2 separate regions of the Homo sapiens genome follow, and region 2 is linked to region 1. The links are chromatin contacts, found by Hi-C in ENCODE. All regions are on one chromosome and are shown on one strand. Each heading gives the region's core, a stretch centred on a gene start or an enhancer-like site at or near the end of the contact. The rest is flanking DNA. Distances are from core to core; before and after follow the strand shown.

Region 1 (5,070 bases), core at 78-2,577:
ATGTCATTGGGTGCTGACCTGCAGACATATGGGGTGGAGTGGGTACGTGTTTTGGGGGGACCAGGAGAGCCCCATCTAACAACACACACTCTGTCCCAACGGCCATAATCACTCCCTCTTCCAACCTCTGCTTCTGAAGGTTGGGCCCATCAGTACACTCCTACACATTCCTCTCTCCTTGACCTCCTCACAATCATCCTGCCCAGTGCAACTCACTCAGCTAGCTGCACACCCACACAGGTAAGCGTGCAAATGCACACACATCCACCATGCTTGTGGCCACAGTATTTCCTATGCACATCCCCAGGAATAGATGCCCATACACACAGGGTTCCCCACAAGCCCACTCCCACAGATATGTTTCAGTCACATTCACATAGACACACTTCTGCACACATTGTGGTGGACACACAAACCCAACCCCAGCACACTTACGCACATGCACACTTCATCAGACATAGTTACAGACACACACACAAAGACACTCCCATTTACACATGTGTTCATCTTAACATACATTGACCCATGAGCTCTCACATGCACACATGGGCACACATACAAACTACTGTTTACCAACACAGTTTGCTGGGATCCTGGGCTCGATTGAAAACACACACACACACACACACACACACACAGCTCTTGCAGCTGCAGTCTCTCACTGACCCCACCTGGGCTACCCCCTTCCAGCCTCCCAACCCCTGCCCCTACCTGGGGCTGAGCTGCAGGAAGGAGTGAGGCAGCTTGTGCTTACTCCTGAGGTGGGGGTGCATTCCCCCAACAGGGCAGGAACTCCAGACTGGCACTTGCTCCCCCCCCACACACACCTCCCCTCCTAGTTGCCATCATGCTCCTGGGCACTGCCTTGTCTCCCTGGACTGCCCATATCCTGTCACCAGTCCAACCCCCTCCTATGAGGGAGCTCACTGCCTTTGGTTGGGCACCAGCACTTTCCTATGACCCTGTCCCTCCCTTCTTCCAGGGTCCTCTACCCCAGCAAGAGCATCAGAGGCCCCTGCAGGCCGGGGTCCCAACTCTCTAGGAGGGCGGAGCATGAGGTGAGGGCTCACCTGGGCATGGCAGCAGCCAGCAGCAGTAGGAAGAACAGGAGCACCCAGAGCGCTGGCCGCGGCTGGGGCTGGGGTCGGAGCCGCAGCCAGGGGCGAGGGTGGGCGCTGCCCATGGCGCGCAGGCCCTGACGGGCTGGGAGTGGGGGGCTCACAGCCCAGTGGGACTGGAGAGCCAGGGGCGCCGGCGCATGATCGGCGGGGGGTCGGGGCGGCTGCGACACACAGCTCCGACTCGGGTCAGGGCTCCCGGAGCAGACGGCGCCCGCCTCCCCGCTCCATGGGGCAGCACCCCCGGGCACCGCCCTCGGGGGGGGCGGGGGGTGAAGAGCGGGCGAACCGGGCACCTCCTGGCACAGGGGTCCGGGGAATTTCCCGAGGCCCCCCCGCGACAACTCCCGGTGCCTCTCAAGGGTAAGGGGGGCCCGGAGGTGCAGCGGGCTGGGGACGGGAGGCTGGGGTGCCGGGGAACCCTCCAGCGCAGCGCCGGGAGCCTGCGCTTCCGAGGGCGTGCGAGGCTGGCTGGCGGGGGCGGCGCTGTCTGTGTCGGGCCCCACTGCCTGTAGAGTAAGTGACTGTCCCGGCTCGGGGAGCTCTGCCGCCTTCCCTTTCCTCCCCCCACCCCCCCGCCATTTAGTGTCTCAGGGCTCTACCCCACGTGACGTCACGCGGCGGGGCGTGGAGGCGTGTACGAGTCCCGAGGCCACTGCGTCCGCTGGGGACTGGGGGTGGGAGCGTCCCTGCTGAGGGCAACAGAGGGAAAGGTGTTGGGGTCTGTGCGCGCGTGCACAGGAAGATGCCTGTGTGTGGAGCGCGCTGGGTTGTGTGGGGGATATGTGTTACCGCGAGGTGTGTGTGCCTGGCAGAGACGCAGCTGCTGGGGAGCGCCCCCATCCCACCCCAACACACACACCTGCAGGGGCTGGAGGGGAGGGGCTGGCCTCTGTGTTTCGCCTCCTCCGCCAGAGGAGGGACTTCCCCCAGGCCTGCCTGGTGTGAGGCAGGTGTGGGCTCCTGCAGAGGAGTTTGGCAGCCTCTGGTTTCTTCTCCCCTTTGCTGTGTGACCTTAAACAGGTGCCTCCTGCTCCTGCTCACGGAGACCTCCTCTGCCCCTTTGCGGAATGCGGCTCATGGGGACCACCTTGTCTCCTCAGTGAGCCCGGGGAGGCAGCAGTGTCAGGCCCCCAGAAAATGCTTGCGTAGGAGCGCCCGGGGTGGCACGTCCTGGGAGGAGGCGTTAGAGAGACTTTTAACCCTAGAAGTGGCCGTTGAGATAGTTTATTTAGCTCCCCTTTATTTCACAAGAAAATATCGAGGCTCAAAGAGGTCACACAGCAAATTAGCGGAAGAGCGAGAACCGAACGCAGCTCTCCTGACTCCCAGCGCAGCAGCTGCCTCCCCAACACTGAGTGTTGCCTGCCTGTGCCCGCAGATACTCTCAGTCTTGTCCTGGCCCTCCCTGGCCCCACCTGCACATGGTCCTCTAGGAGGTCCCTAATACCAGCCTCCTGGCTCAGGTCTACTTCTCGCTGAGATCTTCCTGTCCCTCCACCCCAACTGAACACTGGGCCCCTCCTCGATATAGTGCAAGTGTGCTGGGCCCAAGCAAGGGCCTGAGAGCCAGAGGGCAGGGGAAAGGCAGCTCTGCCGTCTGTTTCTGGTGCTAGCCTGGGCCCTGATAGTGGATCGTGCTCCTGCCCTGTGCCCTCGGCATCCTCCTCTGTAAAATGGGCACAAGCCTTTACACAAACATGCCCCTCTCTCTGAAGAGAGCCCCTGCTGGCTTAGGAACAAAACTATGGGAGCCTCTGGGCTCAGAGACAAAAAAGGCCCATTCCTGGAATTGCCCATCCCTGGGGAACTGAAGGAGGGGGTGGGGCCCTCCTTGTCCCCAGACTGTCAGGTGGTGGGGGCGGCCTGAGCAACAGCAGGCTGACGGCATACTCCCCCCTCCTTTCCCCCTCATCTCTGCCGGCAGCCACCGCAGCTGTCAGGAATTAAGGGCTTGAGGCTGCTGGGGGTGGGGGTGGGGCAGTGGGGGGGGAGCAGTCTGGCTGGACTGCAGGAAAACAGCCAGGGGCAGCAAGCAGACTGCGTCAGCTAGAGCCTTATTTGACCCCAACTGCCCCCTGCCCTCCCCACTCTCCCTACCATGCTGCAGAAACGGGGACAGCTTGGGACTAGCATTTGGGAAGGGTAAGCGGTAAGGGTAAGGGTGGGACCAGACTCAAGACAGGAGACAGGCACCAGCCCAGGATGAGAGAGGACACCAGCAAGCTGGAGAGTCATATTCTTATTGGCTGTTGGGGAAACTGAGGCCCAGAAAGAATTAGGAACGTGACACAGGGAAGGGACTCATAATCAGCTTACAGATGTCCTTATTCCCCATCACGCGCTCACACTAGCATTTCCCACGCTTGATGCAGCACAAGTGTCCCCTGGGGTGGGCCATTGTGGGAATGCGGATTCCAGGCCCCATGAAGTTGAATCAGCCTTTCCAGGGAAAGGCCTGGGTGTCTGTCTTTCTAGCTAGCATCCCCAGTGATTCTGGTGGGGACTCCTTTTGGGAAACGCTGCTGACCTGGTTGAGGAGCTGATTTAGTTTCCTTTGGCATCTCTCTGATGAGGGGGTCTCTTTTCTTCCCCACCTCCACTGTCTGTGAAATACAGAGGTGCAAAGGAGACCGAGAAAACCCTTTCTTAAAAAAAAACAAAAAAGCCTCCGGAGGCAAATAGTGATACTGAGGCTTGCACTCAGGCGTGGCTCTGCCCTGGTGTCAGGAGGGTCTAGGAGTGCCCAAGTCAGAGCACTTCTCAGTGAAGGGAGGGGAGAGTCTGTGTTGGTCCAGAGCCTTGGCATGTATGTAGGTGAGGCCCAGAGACTGTCTGCCCCTGGGGTCCCAGCCCCAAATGACCCACACCATGGCCAAGCCCCTATCAGCACCCCCTAGTCCCCACCCTGGCCCTGCCCTGGGCCCTGGCCCTCAGCCCAGCCCCAGCCCCCGCAGCCGCCGCCTAAGACCACAATTACAGGGGCCACTGGGGGGCGGGGGAGCACTGGGGATGAAAGGCAGCTTGGAGAATGGTTCCAGCTGTGGCAGCTCTGGAGAAGGTCACAGGGAGGAAGGGCCGGGGAAGCATGGGGGTGAGAACAGGTGGGACCCTCACAGCCCCAGCCTAGCCCAGTCCAGCCCCAGCCCAGTCCTGGTGCCCAGCTGGAGAAGTTTGTCTTGCTGAAGAAGAACGCCAAGGAGCCACAGACCAATAAGGAGGCTCTTCATTCCATTGTCCAGGCCTCAGAGGCCACCAACCCTCAGCAAGGTAAGGGGGAATGGCTTGCTGCTGCAGTCTCCCCAAACTCCCAATGTGTTTGGTCATTGAAAGGGAAGGGAATTGTTCCCCGAGCCCGTGGCCTCAGGCTGATCCTAGGCCTTCCACTCGGCCTCCTCACCCATCTGCCTGTGTTCCGCCTGTTCCTGATGTGGTCACACACACATCTGGGGTGCCTCTTTGCACTTCCCCCATCTCCCCAGTTCCACATGTCCCCTGCCATTCAGCCAGCAGGGGACTTTGATGGCTCAGACTGCCTGAGGCTGAGCAGCTGGATGAGCAGGGGTGGGTGGTGGTGGGAACTCTACTTCCGGCCCCTTCCCAGGCAGCAGGGCAACAGCACAGATCTATCTCTGGGCTCAAAGAAGATAAGGCTAGAAGTCCCAATGGTGCCTTCTGGTAATCACTCCCACCCTTCATAGAAGGCAGTGCCCAGACGCCTTCAGGGCTTGGTAACAGAAGATGGACCAGTAACATGTGGCCAGCAGTTTAAAGATGGAAGTGCATTCTCACAATGTGCTAAAAAGCAATCAGGGACCCCTATTAGGTGATAGGAAGTGCTCAGATAGGTTAACTGACTTGACCAAGGTCAAGCTAGCAAACAAGGCATTTTTCATTGTACCATACAACTTCCTCTGAATTCCTTTTAACCTGCCTAGAATGGTGCCAGTTC
Region 2 (5,070 bases), core at 1,028-3,527, 3.5 Mb before region 1:
ATTTTTGAGGGGGGGAATCAATGTGTGTATGTAAAGGATTAATCTTCCCAAGTCATTTGAAACCAACCCACCTGTAAAAACATTAATTAACCTTTCATTTATCAAGCACTCTCAAGTTTATGATTTCCCCCATTATATACCAACACAATGATTTCTTATCTTGGGCATTCAGCTTTCTTGCTTTTACATGATCTGTAAGCAGAAGTCCTGTGTTGGCTGGGTGGGTGTGGGGAAACCGCCACAATTTCACTCACTGAAGACCCACCAGGATTGTCAAGCAGTAAGAAGATAAAACTGTGTAAGAAATCTGCTTAGCTTGCTTTTAAAGGTCAAGAGGATCCAACTGTGGAGTTTAAAGTTAAGTTACCAGGGGTGATGTTTAAAACAGTTTGAGAAGCACTGGTGGAACAATTCACTCTTTTTCAGCTTCCTGAATTAGAGAAACAGGGTAGAAGCTTGTGAAGAGAGCAACAGAAAGCAACTCACGTGTCTACCTGTGGGTGTAAACAGTGTGTGCACCGAATATGTCACGGCACGTTTCAGCCATGGGACTGTTTTTTGTTTGTTTGTTTGTTTGTTTTGGTCTTTTTTTTTTTTTTTTTTTTTTTTTGAGACGGAGTCTCGCTCAGTCGCCCTGGCTGGAGTGCAGTGGCGTGATCTTGGCTCACTGCAACCTCCGCCTCAAGCTATTCTCCTGTCTTAGCCTCCGGAGTAGCTGGAACTACAGGCCGCACCACCACGCCCAGCTGATTTCTTATCCCCCCTACTCTGCCCCGTTTTTAAGACAAGGCAAGAGAAAAAAGAGGGGTTCTCATACTCATCTATAGGTTACCGGAATGTCACATGGGATAAAGAAGGAACAATAAAGAGGAAAAAATACAGAGGAGGATTTCTCTGGAGTAGAACACACAACCACCCTCACCCTCCCAAACAAATTCTGTAATCCAATGCCTATAATATTCCATTCCACACAGAAGCCAGGTTCTTCGTAATTCCTCAGTTACTACATCTAGAAATTTACACGTAAGTAAAGGCCACCTTTCTTTCACCAAAACCTTCTAGGAAGAACAAAATGTGGCTGTGTACAAGGAATTCGAATTATTAATACGTTTATTTCTGTTCTCCTGCGCCACACTTTTGACTTTGCCGAGGGAAAAGGCAGGTGCTGCCAGTGCTCCCGGTAGACATGCGTCCCCAGAAGCCAAGTGCAGCCCGTCTGGTCCCTGCTGCCTAAAGTCCCTGTGCACTGCGACGACGACGCACGCTGGTTCCCCCCAAGCCGCAGTGGGTTGTATAACCACGCTTTGAACACCTAGCGGGAGCGTAGCGAGCTTCCCTCCCAGAAGCATCTGTTAGAAGTCACTGGTGTCGGTCCATAAAAGACCCACCAGGCAGGAGGGACCCCCAGACTCTGGGGGAGGGCAAGCGAGAGTTGCTGTTAAGACATCATCGCCGGGGGTAGTGCAGGGAGGTTGTAAATCTCTCTAGGAGCTGTGTGAGCCCCAAGTTCTGTGCCCAGAGCTGGCGGTGCAGCGCGGTGAGGAGCGCGCTGAGCCCGGCTGCACCCGCATTTGTGCGCATCAGGGAAGGGGGATGGGCGGAAATGCAAGAATACGGGGGTGGGGGGGAGTCTAAGAACGTCTCCCCGGGGAAGTGCCAAGGACATCCCCGCTCCTCCGTTCCATTACGTAACTCTTACATATTTGCTGGCATCTACGTGAATTTAACTACTTTTGAAAGTGGGAAGTCTCTAAATGGACTGCATTGAAAGCGTCTGGGGATATCTCAATAGACCCGGTTGCCCCTGGCAGCGTTGGAGGGTGGCATCCTGGTTACTGGAAGGCCAGGCCTCCCCGTCCGCTCGCAGCGGCGGGAGCCGGGTCACTGCCGGGGACGGCGCCCTCTCGGCCCGGCCGGCCCCGCGTGGCGGAGTCGCAGGGACCCGCACGTCCGCAGCCGCCCCCTCCCCGTACCCGGCGAACACCTGCCCATGGTTACCTCCGGCGCCGCGGCTCTGCGCAGCCCGTTGGCCGGAGCCTCGCCGCCCTTGCCGTTGGCTGCGGGGAGATGCTCGACCCCGGGGACCCGCGCCGCGCGCTCCGTGGGGTCCGCGCCGTTCTCCCGGGGGCCTTCATCCGGAGCGGGGAAGAGCCCGCAGCGGCGCTGGAAGCGGGCGACGAGCTGGGAATCCTGCAGGCTCCGCAGCAGCTCGGCCATGGTGTGCCCGGGGCCGCGCTCCGCCGCCGCTGCCACGCCGGGCCGGTGCCCTCCGCTGGCACCGCCACTCCCGCCTCGCCCCCGCCGATCCCGCACTCCGGGCGGAGGCCGGGCGGGCGGGGCCCCGGGCCCAGCCAACAGGTGCGCCGCCCGGGTCCTAGCGCCCGCCCAGGTGTCTGCCTCCACCTTGCGCAACGCGTCCCCCTTTCTCTCCGTCCCGGAGGGCTTGGGCGGCCCCGGGCGGCCACGGGGGCAGGACCGCCTGTAACTGGACGGAGGAGTGCCGATCTCCGAACTGCGCCTCTCTTCTCCCGGCGCCCCCAACCCCCCACCCCACCTTCTTCCCCCGGCAGACGTAACACTAATGGGAGCGGCCGAGCGCGCGTGCACCTGCGGCCGCTCCCATTAGCCCATCCTTTTGGGCTCAGGCTGATCCCACAGTGACCTTCCTTGCAACTCTGAGCCCAAGGTGAAGTCGGATTTCCTCCCACGCCAGCTCCCCACAGCCAGCCACGTACTCTCACCTTCCTGCAAGACTAGTTCCCAGTAAATACAGCGAGCCCCCCAGGGAGAATTCCCAAGTTCTTTCCAAACTGCGTGATGCAACGTCTCCCTAGAGGTCCGAACACCCTTGAGCTTGCTCAAGTACCCAGGAGGTTCAAAGTGGGCCCTGAGTCATCTTCCGCGTCGCTGCCCCTGCCCTTCTGATTTGGCAACTGGGGAACATTTTCAGGTGGGTGGGAAGGAAAGTCCCTTCTGGGTTTTCCGCATTGAGAACAAAGATGCTTACCGCTTTCTCCTACTTCTTTCTTTCCGCTCTGCCTCTCTTTAAGCAATGACACTGGGAAAACCCCACCAGACCATTTAGGGAGTTTAAACGAGAAGAGAACAAAGTGCTGGAGGACTGGGGACAGGATTAGGTATCTCATTGCACCTGCACCTGCTTTAGAGCACTCAGCAGAAGATAGCAAAGGAAACATCCTGCAGGCCGGCCTTGGTTTTCCCTCCTCCCTCCTACATTTCCCTCCTGGGCTCAGAGATCCCTTGGGAGGCAACAATCAAATTAGGCCCAGGTGATCAGTCTGCAACAAAAGTGCAATTCAACCCCGTCTTTCGTTTGCAGCAGAAACCTGCATGTTTCCTGATTGTCCATGCAAAGCCTACTAAGAATTTGGTTGCACAAATGATTAATGAACACCTGTCAATGCCTTATTTATTCAGTTGTCCTTTTAGGCCTGAATGTCTTTGGGATGTGACTTTCCAGGATGATGTAGTCCCCTTCATGCCCTAGTTTCTACTTTTCTTGCTTCTCAGTCCTGTCTGGAGAGCAAAGTCAAGGGGACTGAGAGAATGCTGAAGCTCTTAAGGGAAACCATTTTCCTCTTACAGAAGACACGCAGAGTTATTGTCATGTCTGGCGGGATCACACACAGAAATGTCCGGCCCAGGAGGTGGAAGCATCTCTCCACAATGCTTCTGGCTGTCATTTACAGGTGTGAGGCAAAACCCTGTGGTTTGGTTTTAGAAGCTGGAGCTGTGATCGTTGGGGACCTGTTCTGCTTATGTGTTAAAGAAATATGTTTTCCTGTGAAGGCACTTGCATCATGTGTCTCCCGAATTTAGTGCTTCGATTTTTCTTTCTACCAGTTAGGAAAAATAGGCAAAGCAAAACATGGCACACGCAGCATTAAGTTAATTGCCAAAGAATTGTATTTGTAGACAGAGCATTTTATCTCCATGGAGGATCAGTTACTGATTCCAGCTTCTAGTGGCTCACCAAGTCACCTGATGTAAGTCACCATATGTCGCAGTTTATCCCTGTAATGAAATGATAATCCTCACTTCTTGTCTTTCTTATAAGGCTCTTGTAAAAATAACCTTGAGACAAGCTCTATAAGGCCTAGTGAGATCATGATAAGAAGGTGTATTGTGCTGGAGTCATTCAATCTAGGAAGGAATCCTCAAGAGAATTTGGCTCTGAACATCTTGAGTAGGACATCTTGAGCCTCCTGGGCAGTGGTAAAGTCCATTTCCCCAGAACCTTTTTTTTCTAAGGCCCAGTCTGATTATTCTGAACATGAATTTCCCAACCAACCTAACAAAAATCAACATCTTTGAGAAGTGGTAGGACTGAAAGACTGCTGTAATGGTGCAGAGATATCAAATAGTAGCTTGCAGTCATGCAAAAAATTTTTTTTTCTTGATACCAGAGAAACACCCTGTAGTTCTTTGATCACTGAACACTAGTCATACCTGTGGGAAATACATTTCACATCCCGCCCCCCGACCTTTTTTTTTTTTTTTTTTTTTTTTTTTTGCCAGGGCAGAAATCCAGTTATTTGTACTTTGCTCACTTGTATATATGTAACAATTACAAAATGACATATTTAAAAGGAATCAATGATGGATATATTAATACTAGTTCGGATAAAGGTTAAGCTACTATAACAAAGAGACCCCAAAATAGAGTGGCTTAAGGAACACAGACATGTATTTCTCTTTCATAGAATGGTTCTAAGGCAAGCAGTTGAGGTTAGTAGGAAGCTCTGCTCCATGGCCCTACTCCATGACTCTGGTTCTTTTCATCTTATTGCTCCACCATGCCCTGAAACTGAGCCTTAGGTCATCGTCCTCTTTTGCATGGTTGAATCTGGGTTAGGGCTGAACATCTGAAGTTCAGCTCCTGAAAGGGTGAAGAGAGAGAGTGTTCTGAGCAGCAATGTCTTATTAAGCAAGTGAGGCAGAAGTTCACACATCACTTTCACTAACATTCCATCAGTGAGAAACAATTGGAAATGTTATCTCTAGCAGGGCAACCTTATGTCAAGCTTAAGCTATATTCCTGTGGAAGAA

The links. A loop is a pair of places that touch in the nucleus more often than their neighbours do. Pooled maps may share reads with other maps.
Region 2: a loop to region 1 is called in a pooled map, with 4 times the contacts of the local background. The contact joins the promoter of SGPP2 here to the promoter of WNT10A in region 1. A Hi-C loop is called at or near these places in 6 of 37 single-sample maps with no recorded cell type and 8 of 50 pooled maps.

The regions. Positions count from the first base shown.
Region 1 is chr2:218,877,109-218,882,178 of GRCh38, reverse strand. WNT10A (Wnt family member 10A) reads right to left here and starts at 1,327. Exons shown (of 4, transcript NM_025216.3): 1 at 1,071-1,327; 2 at 1-18. The coding sequence starts at 1,183. RefSeq lists silencers at 1,252-1,391, 1,412-1,621, 1,842-1,901.
Region 2 is chr2:222,421,750-222,426,819 of GRCh38, reverse strand. SGPP2 (sphingosine-1-phosphate phosphatase 2) reads right to left here and starts at 2,277. Exons shown (of 5, transcript NM_152386.4): 1 at 1,999-2,277. The coding sequence starts at 2,217. RefSeq lists enhancers at 1,284-1,343, 1,394-1,543, 2,734-3,033 and silencers at 1,844-1,893, 1,904-2,133, 2,224-2,573.